Linked DNA regions of Mus musculus: region 2 is linked to region 1. The links are chromatin loops, found by intact Hi-C in ENCODE. Cell type or tissue: left cerebral cortex. All regions are shown on one strand. Region 1 overlaps Rnf150 (ring finger protein 150). Region 2 overlaps Rnf150 (ring finger protein 150).

Region 1 (5,000 bases):
GCCCAGCCCAGTCGACAAATTCTAGATACCAGTGAGACAATCTGTTTAAAATAGACAGGTGGGTGCTTTTAACAAATAATAACTGAGGCTGGTTTCTGGCCTCTGCACACATGTGTGGACACACATTTGCACATGCACACACCCTTCCCTGGAGTTTTTTTTTCAAGGGAATAGTCTGCTGTAATCATTGGCCTATTAGTAAATCAGACCTGGATAAAGGCAAGCAGATTTTAGTTTTCTGAGGCTCTCTAGAAATAACCAGGTTAAAAATATTTTTTAAAACAAATAGGAGTAATACTCACATTACAAATGCAGTAACTCTTGAAACCCACGTCACAAGACAATGTTTTAGAACCGTATTCCATCGAGTGATTCTGTAGCTACAAAGTACAAAAAGAGGTGTGATAAGATATAGCACCTGCAACCCAAGGATCACTGATCAGAATCATGCTTCTACCATACTGGTGCTCGCCTGTCACCCCAGCACACAGCAGTCTGGAGAAGTGGGATCATCAATACAAGGTCAGCCTGGGCTGCCCCATGAGAGCCCATCTCAAAGAGAAAGGGGGAAAGAAAAGAGAACAGAATTCTGTCTCCACGCTCACCTGGATCTTCAAACTCTGACCTTACCACAGTGTTCTCACCAACAATGGCAGCTTTCAGACATAATTCTATTAGTGACATTTGGATAAGAGAGAGTAGAAAATTATAGACTTGACTTTAAAGTTCAAGGTGTTACAGTTGCCTGCCTCTTCATTCTCCCTCTGCCTGCCACCTCTCCTCTGCTGAGACATTTTCTACTCAGTCTTCGGAGCTCAGTGTCAGGAACCTTCCAGAAAGCCTTTCCTGATTTCAGGTCCTGCAGAAGGCTTGCTTCTAGAACATTCTTACAGAATCTTACTTTTTTATAATTAGTTATCACAGTTTCCAATTATATATTTACTAGGAGAGGTTTAAGTCAATCTCTGTCACTCCCATTAAACTTTAAGCACCATGAATATTGGGACCACACACATATTTTGCTCACTGTTGTAATCCACACCAGACAGAGCCCAGCACATTGTAAGTGCCCAGTAGATACTTGCTGAGTAAAGGAACTGAGGAGAGCCCAGAACCACTGACCTGGATGTGTCTCCCAGAAAAGCTAAACTCAGAATCCAAATTAGCTTATGGTCACAACTCCTTGACCCTTTGTTCAGCTCATGTGAGAGTCAGCCTTTCTCTCTGGGTGGTGTCCGCAGGCTATTCTGAAATCTAAGCCATCAGGAGGATTCTGATGGGCCAATTCAAGGGCCTTCTCAAACCAAACGGAAGTAATGAAGAGTGGAAAGGAGAGCATTGTGGGAGTGAAGTGTTGGATGAGAAAGAAGTAAATCCTTGCCATCACCTGGGCTTCTCTTAGGATCCACTTCTCTGTGGTATAGAAAACCACAAAGTCCTGAGGTTCCTCTTGATAAACAGATATCTCTGTGGCCTCGCTCCCCTTCCTGGGGGGGGGGGCTCAGGATTTGAGGGTTCATGAGTAAAGGATTGGAGTGTAGAAAATGTGACCAAAGTGGAATTGGAAGATGGGGAAAGTGAGAATCAAGTCCCCTCTCTTCTCCAACCCTCTCATGTCCTACCCGTCAATCCATCTGAGGATTTCATCAAGGGATTGGTCCTGGCAGTATGTGTAGTTAGAATTTTAATCCTAATAAGCCTGTATAAAAAGCATGCCATTGAGATATTTTATTTATAAGCCATATGGTTATAAATTAGGTTGGGCAGATCTAGGGCTATACTAACCTACTCCCCAGCTACAATTACCCTTGTTACTTGCTGTAGCTCCTGGCCATGTGGTTCTGGTCCATGGGGGCTTCGGGTCCATGGTGGCTTCCTCCTCTTCTCTTTTTTCTTTCTGCAACCTCCAGTTCCACCTTTCTCCCTCTACTGCTGAATCACAGGCTCTAGCCTTTTGTTGACCAGCTAAATTGGGAAGAGGGTTCACATGGCATCATTTGAGTATGTGAGGATCTGCTCTTCAGGAGCAACTGCATCTTGAGGAACCAGTATTTAGCATTAGAATACAAGCAGCATCAGAGCAATCCACTACAGGATGGATTAAATGTGGCCATGGGTGGGCTCTGCTCTCCCCTTTCACCTCTCCTAAGAGATTTGCACCGTGTACCCATGTCTTCCTGAAGGATGGCACCATGTAAGATGATAATATACTGTGCGTTTGCCTCTTATAAATAGTCCCATAGCCTGTCTTTGCCTTCCTTTTCAAAATCCAGTCCTTAACAACTCTCAGAGTTGGAACATTGCGTAGTAAGTAATTTTGTGTAGAAACAAGTTCTGCCATCTCTGAGTTACAGTGGCTTTAGTGTGGTGATGACAGATCTGACTCTTGATTCATCCTTTCAACTCATTGGTCTTCCTGGCAGTGGTAGGCATTGCTTCCAGTGCTGAGTCTGTGCTACCTAGGCAAGTGCTCTACCACTGAGCTTTGTCCCAGCTCTTGCATTTTGGAGACGGACTCTTGGTGCATAGGTCAGACTACCCAGTGCAGCAGGACACCAAGTATGTTGTGACTACTGCAAGTAATGTTTCCTCTAACATTACAACTAAGAAAACTCTGTTGAGATCACTGAAGCTGACTTTTGCTATTGAGAAGATGGTGGATCCATGAGGGTGGGGAACTCTGGGTGACAGGGCTGAAACAGGAGCCCAACTTCCTCCTAGACTTCCCTCAGTTTACCCTACCACATTACAGCTGCCTCTACCTTGCTTAATAGTTTTGCACCTTGTTGAAATTTAATTCCTATTTCCTGGGGATCTACAGCCACCCTATATGAAAAGTTTAGCAATTTATCATGGCAGGGGCTGGGGGGGTAGATTAAATAGGAACATTTTCAGTGCCATCCCAAGAAGGACATACATCCTCTGATGTGAGAAGCATATTGAATAACTCACGAGGAAGTGTTTTCATAAGACAGAAATAGTGAGTGTTTATATAACCACATGGTTTTCACCCAGGCTCTTAATGGTTTAGTGTGGCACAGCTTGAGACTGAGAAGAGGAAGGAGGTAAGGACAGCAGATGGATAAGGGTTGACATCATAGATCTGTTCTTAGGATGGGAGAGTGTTGATGGAGCTAAGATAGGAATCAGATAACCTGATCTGGTGAGCACTTCATCATGAACAAGTTGTGCATACGCTCCTACACTGACAGAGGTGGAGGTGGGAGGGTGGGGTGGGGGAAGGGCACAAAGGAAACCCTGGTTGAGAACCATTTCTGAGGCTCAAAATTCTATCTCAGTAAGTATTCTGCTTTGACTACCATATTGTCTGTAATGAAGTTAATTGGGACCAAGATATTGTATTCCCCAACCTAAAATGGGAACTCAAGCTAGGAACAAGTTTTAGTTGCTCTGCTGGTCATTATTATAAATATAAAACAGATAGAAACACACATACACACACATGCACACACACGCACACACAAATGTTGTATGGAATGAGTAAATTTAACACCAGAAAGGTGCACAAAGCTGCATTCCACACTGCTTAAAATCCTCTTTGGCAAAAGCATTCATAAATATTATTTTATAAAATCAGGAGAGATTTAAGTTATTAACGTCATTCTTAGAATTTAATTCTCTGCCCTTAAAACCATATTTTTAACAACAAACACGTCATTATCAGAGCCCTCTTCCTACTGTGTACACTCATACCTTATTTTGTGTGTACTGATGAATTTGGTCGGAGGCATTTTCACTTCTTGCCAGTTGTTTCCCTTGTTTGAAGAATTTCAGAAGCACACACTATATGGAGATGATCCACAAAGTGCCTAGGAATTTAGCTGGAGAGATGACGCCTCCTTCTGTCAGTTTCATCAGAACCCTCGGCCCTTCTTTGGTCTCTGCAGGCTTTGCTTTGAGAATTGCAGAAGAGGTCCGTGGAAGTTCTACCCTCATCAAGTCACCCCTCATCATAAAGAAGATGCACTTTAGATTTTGAGCAGCTAAGGAGTAAAATGTTCAATTTTTAGGGAACCTGTCCTAACTGAAACACAGCAGACTGGAGCGCTTCGTCTCCTCCACTTCTTCTCTATTTCCTCCACTAAACAAACCAACTCCCACGCTCATTGCTAACATAAATAACACGTCTGTACATTTGGATTTTGTTATAAAGCCAGGTGGTGACAAGCAGAAAAACAATCAGTGGGAAACTCCAAAAAGCAAACTAAGGAGCAAACAAAACTGTCTTAAATTAGGCTTTGTCTTTATCTTGTACAACTAAAAGGTGGGAAATGCAAATCTCTACCAAGGACTGAACATGAGATTTAGGAATTGAAAAAGCCAAGGAAAGTGTACTGTAATCATGAGCCAGAATTTGTGACCTATGAGAAGTCTGAAATGGTCTGACAAAAAGTCAGGAGGGAGGATCTAAATTAAACAACACGCAAGAGAAAGACGAGGACAGATGCTGGGAGAGTCAGCTTTGATGGTACAACACAGAATTTAGTTCGTTCTGCATTTTTTACAAATAGACTTTCAAGGGTGTGCTGGCTTTGTACAAGTATTGGCATAAGCAGGAGAGACAGTTCAGCATAAACTTAATGGACACAGATATGGGAAATATATGGCTTGTACCTTAATGGGTGAGTCTGCATTTCGGATATTTATTTAGCACCACTATTAAAATAGAAATAAAACTGGGATGATCTTTAGTTCTTTGCCCCGGTAGCAACATTAAAGGCTACAGATAAATTGCCACTATGAGAGTCATTCCTTAGTACTTATTACACTCTGCATCCTGAAGAGCTCAACTGAAGTTGTTCTCTATTATCATTCTAAATATATTTTATATTATTTACATTTGCTGCTTTTTGTGGTTCTAGCAAATTAAAAGGAAGAAAACCCAGAGGGAAAGCATTTATCCAAATAAAATTCTCTTGACCATTCAAACAAAATTTACATTGAAAGACAAGATTTTAGCAGGGTGGTGGTGCCTCATG
Region 2 (5,000 bases), 75 kb after region 1:
AGAGGACCAAGAACAAGACGGCAACTCAAAGCATCCGCTAAACTCACCTCTCTGGAGACTTTGAGCAAAGAGGAAATCAGAGCCACTTAGATCCAACCCTGCCATAAAGCTGCTTCTCAAACCCATGTGTTTTCTGACATTTAGTGACTCTCCTTAGGGCCAGAATCCTGCCAGCTGGCTTGATGCTCCAGGGAAAGCCTTTCCCAGGATTATATCAAGTGAACACCAGCTGCTGGGTGTCATCCTCTCTGGGCCTATGAGGACAGGAAACAAGCCAGGCCACCAAACCTAAGAAGTGCACAGGGAGACATGAAGAAACACAAGCCCTGACTAAAAAGAACCTCCTAACCGAACAAAGAAACCAGCTCAAACCTGCCCACCCCTCCCCCACCTTGCTACCACCTGTCTGTTGCCACTCCTATTGACAAAGAATAAAGAGAATGGTAATGGTTCAGGAAGTCACTAAAGAATGAGGGCCAGATCACACATCAAAGTGTTCTTGCATGCCAAAGGGCTAATTAGGACTATCAGAGGGCTCTGTTGGACAATGTCCCCAACCTGCTTTGGCTGGCTTGGCTGCCTGTGCCAGCTTCCTCAATGGCAGTTGATCCACCAACCACAAATCCACTCAAGACACTGGAGCTCTGAGGTAGATTTTATTCACGGTGTACTAAATTTTCAGTTCAGAGTTGTGCACGAACAGGGCACACATGGATGTGAGAGGAAATTCACATCTACCACATGCCGGCGACTGTGCCTTTCACGGTTCTGGCCGTACCTGATTATTTTAAGGAAGAAGGAAAGTGTGTACACATTTTCTTGCAAGTGTGTATGCTTGCATGGATGCATGGATACCTTTGCTTGTATATGTGTATGCAACTGAGTGTGTGCATGTGAGTGTGATTGCATATGACATTGGGTTTGTCTTCTCTGTCAGCTAAAGAATTGAAAGGCTGGAATTGACGCACAAGAGGTGGCACCAGAGAAATCTTGAGCAACACAGGCAGAATCAGCTGCTGAAGGAAGGTGTTTATTGAGGATGAAGAAAGATGCTTTGGGCTTTGCCAAGGATAAACATGCTGCAGATTCAGGGAAAAGGATTGCACAGCAGAGGGGGACTTGGCAAAGCAAACATCTAGACCCTTCCAGAGGGCTGGGGATTTTAAAGCTCCTGAAGAGTCTTCCCCCCCTACTTTAGAGTTGGTCAGTTTGAAGAAAGACAGGCTGATTGGTCTACAACTGTTGTGTGATAATGTACTGATCTGGCCAGTCCATCAGTGGGGGCTGGTGGGAGACAGAAGCTGGTAGGAAGATGCCACCAGCAGGAAGATGCTACAGGGAAAGCCTTTCCCAGGATTGTACCAAGTAAGCACCACCAATGGTAGCTAGTGAGACACCATCTGCTGGTTATTGTCCTCTCTGGGCCAATGAGGACAGGAAACAAACCAGGCCACCAAATCCATGAAGTATGCAGGGAAAACACAGAAGGACGAAGCTGCCCATCTTGGAGATTTAGTTTTTTACCTAGCCATAACACTTCTCCCTAGCTGTCTGCCTCCAGGTGAATTTGTCTAACTCTAGTCTCTCACTTACATGCAAGCATGCAGCTTCTCACATGAAAGCAAGTATGTGTGCCCTTATGTGCACGCATGTTTGGCCTGCATGTATATGAGTATATACTGACATGTGTGCATTATGTTACTTCATGTGTTTCTTGTTCACATGTATGTGCTTATATGTGTGTGCTTACATAAGCGTGTTGTATACTTTCATTTATGCATACGAGCATCATTTCCGGATCCCTGTAACTCCACCTCCATGTCAGCCCTGGTCCCTTTGTTCAAGACAGGTATGAAAAAAAAAAAGACGACCTTGCTCTGTACTTAAAATTTATGTTGAATATTTGATTCCAGATTATTCCCCCCATAGAAGTATAATTTCTTCAGAAGCTACTTCTTATTGGACTCCAAATATTGATGTTAATTATTTCTAAAATAGAAATACTGAGTAGCCTTTTGGCTTACTTCCAAACTAAATGTTTTAATTGTTAGCAGTTGGACACTCTGGCTGAAGGTCTGATGCCTAACAAGTCTGTTAGATTTAACTTAGCATACTCAACTCCCAGAAAAATAAACATCGGCAGCATCTTTGGGCTTTGCCAAGGATAAGCCAGCTGAAGAACATGACACATCCGTCCTCAGCCCACAGAACAGAACGTCCCCGTGAAGAACGAGGCTCGTGCACCGTGAGCGGCTCCTGGAGAAGCATCAAGGCACGTGGCTGTCCTTCTGGTTCCCGGGGCTCTCTTTTGTCCTGGTGAAGACAGATTCAGGATCTGGGAGGAATTCAAGATTCCATCATATGGTTATGCACCACCATGATCCCTTATTTCATTCTTAAATGTTACACATGACTAAACTAGCACAGAGCTGTGTGAATTAGGAGACATTACTTACACCATCACTTCTTTAAGGCAGTTTAAGGAAATGGTCTTAATTTCTTCCCATATTCTAAATTAGTTTATTTTAGCTTAGTCTAGTCTTGTCTTGTCTTCTTCAGACAGATTCTCCCTAGGTAACTCAGACTGATCTTAAAGTTGTGATCCTCCTGCCTCAGACTTCCAAGGATCCCTGGGATTACAGTTATGCACCACCATACTGCACTGGGGATTTCTTATTTAAGGACCATTGGGAAGAGCCCACCTCTGCACAGTGATGCCTGTCAGTCCTTCACCTCTGTATCCCTGGCTGTGCAGAGAGCTTTTGAGGAACTGGAGCCCTTGAGAGTCTTGAATGCTATCAGTCACAAAATCACACTTATGGATTACACCCCAGCTCTCCTTGGAAGAATATCAACTCGTGGATGATGTAGTTGTGATTTCGACTCATTTGACTGTTCAAATCCAGGTGTTTTGGGTGTACTATATTTCTTTGTATTTGTGTTATTTTTAGCTCAGTCCATATGTACCTAAATATACAAATACACAGCACTTGAGTCAAAACCCGAGCTGGAGACAACATTGTACATTGTACTTTCCCCACAATGGGCTAAACAATGAGACCACATCTCATGACAGATGAAATCCTCATAGCAATGCATATTTTTCAATAACATTTTGTCAAAAATATAGTAGGGAGGAGGAAGAGTTTGTTTTTATTTCATTTCTAAGAAATTCATTCAATTTTACAATGAATTACAAGGGAGGAGTTCCTTATTTCCGAAGTTTTCTCCCCTTGGCCTACATGGTAGTGCTTTATCTACAGAATAGTCTCCCTTACAGAAGAGTAGTTTTCCTGATTCCTCCACCCATCTGTCAAAGGATCCAGGTTTCAGAGGTCAGGAAACACCTCCTACATCATTGTTCTCCAGATGTGAATAGGACTCTAAGCACCATTGAACAGAAAGCCCTGTAGAGCTAGTGCAGTAGCAAGCTTCTAATTATTGGCCACTGATTTATCTGAGTGTTTTTCCCATGCTTCCTTAAATTTCAGTAACTAGACAGTTTGATTACTGTTTTTTTTCAAGAGGTAGAAAATTTTCTGGCTATCTATTCAGATTGAATATAACTTGGGAGGTTCTAGAAGGTTTTGGTTTTAGAAGGTTAATTTGTTACCTGTTACTTCCAAGGCAGTAAGACCTGCTACCATTGATCAGTCCACTAAGTATCTCTGCTCCCCTTTCTCTGAAGAAAAGAGCAGAGTTTCTCCAAACCCCCATAGTAAGAACTTTGTTAAGAAATATGCTGTACCAAAGCTGGGGCATGGAAAAAAAAAAAGAACCACCAATGTCAACAAACAGGGTGACAATTTCAAAGTTTGCACAAGTTGTTGTTGCATACCCATGCATTGGACTCTTTGTGTTTGTGAAAATGGTTAGCACTGCCTGCCCCTAGTGAAATCTCTTCCACCCAATGCTTAAGTGTTTTGTTTAATAACAACCTTTACATAGCATATCTCAGTTTTGCACAGAACTTTATAGTTCTTAAAGTATTTTCTCAAACCCTTCTGTCACTGATGCTGGCAAGACTTTAATATGCCTAAGTTTTGAGAACAGAAATCTGAGAAGCACACAAAACACTCAAATCGATATTTACTCAGCATCTAATCATTGTGGCCTGGTGTGGAAGCCTAGGAGGCAAAACCAAGGCAATGTGGATGCTGCTCATCGGTATGTTTATGAACTGTGCTTGAGAGCAGCATGTTGACAAATGACCCCCAAAACCCCAGGGGACACCACAGGATCAAAGACCTCTACCTGGGAGGAAGCCCTCCTTAGAAATGGTGACACTGGGGAATTAAAGGAGATTAACCATCACCAGGAGTCAGTTTGAAACCTTAGGATGGAAACAGGAAGATGATAGGCAAATGTCATCTGGGCAAAGGAACAGTATAAGATGAACATTGAGTGAAGGGGACATGTGTGTGCTTTCTTTCCAAAGGTTGATGGTGAGGCCAGAGTAAGACGCTAGGCTGGGCTGTATGGTATGTTTTGTCATGCTGATTCGTATACCCTGTTCTCGGCACAGAGAGAAGACTCTTGCCTCTCTTATGGTCTTTTTCTGTGGCTATGGTGATGGTAGAGGTGGCTGTTGATGGTGTGGTTGCTATAGATGTTGTTGTTGATATTCTTGTCGTGGTGGCTGATGTTGTGGCTATTGATGCTATTGTGGATGTAGCTGTAGGTGTTGAGGTTGTTGACGGATGACATGGTTCTTGCTGTAGATGTTGTGGTTGCTGAAGCTGTGATTGATGATGTTGTTGTTGTAGGTATTGTGATCATTGGTGTTTTTACACTGGAGCCTCGGGTGAGCGAGCATATAGGAGAAAAGAAACTACCTGGAGATAGAGAGGCTGAGTGGAGAGAAATGTTGATAAGAATGACTGTTGCCCATTCAAAATCAAAATCAACACATTTGGTGAACAGTGACTTGATCATTCTGCAAGCTGCCTTCTGACGAGCTAAGTGTTTGACAGAGATACCAAAAGCCAAGGGACAAGAAA

What was found. Peaks named below come from ENCODE experiments on the same cell type or tissue, not always from the same donor. Only the 100,000 strongest peaks of a DNase experiment are listed, where the experiment ranks them.
Region 2: it touches region 1 in a loop (2.5-fold over the local background); 2 of 42 quality-filtered maps call a loop at or near these places.

Annotation. Positions count from the first base shown.
Region 1 is chr8:82,961,699-82,966,698 of GRCm38, forward strand. The region is part of intron 1 of Rnf150 (ring finger protein 150); the gene reads left to right. Among named protein-coding and RNA genes, the nearest start is that of Rnf150, 100 kb to the left of the region's middle. In left cerebral cortex, no CTCF peak of the experiment used is centred here; DNase peaks (open chromatin) are centred at 3,018 and 4,063.
Region 2 is chr8:83,036,536-83,041,535 of GRCm38, forward strand. The region is part of intron 5 of Rnf150 (ring finger protein 150); the gene reads left to right. Among named protein-coding and RNA genes, the nearest start is that of Tbc1d9, 130 kb to the right of the region's middle. In left cerebral cortex, no CTCF peak of the experiment used is centred here; a DNase peak (open chromatin) is centred at 2,234; H3K27ac peaks cover 467 bases.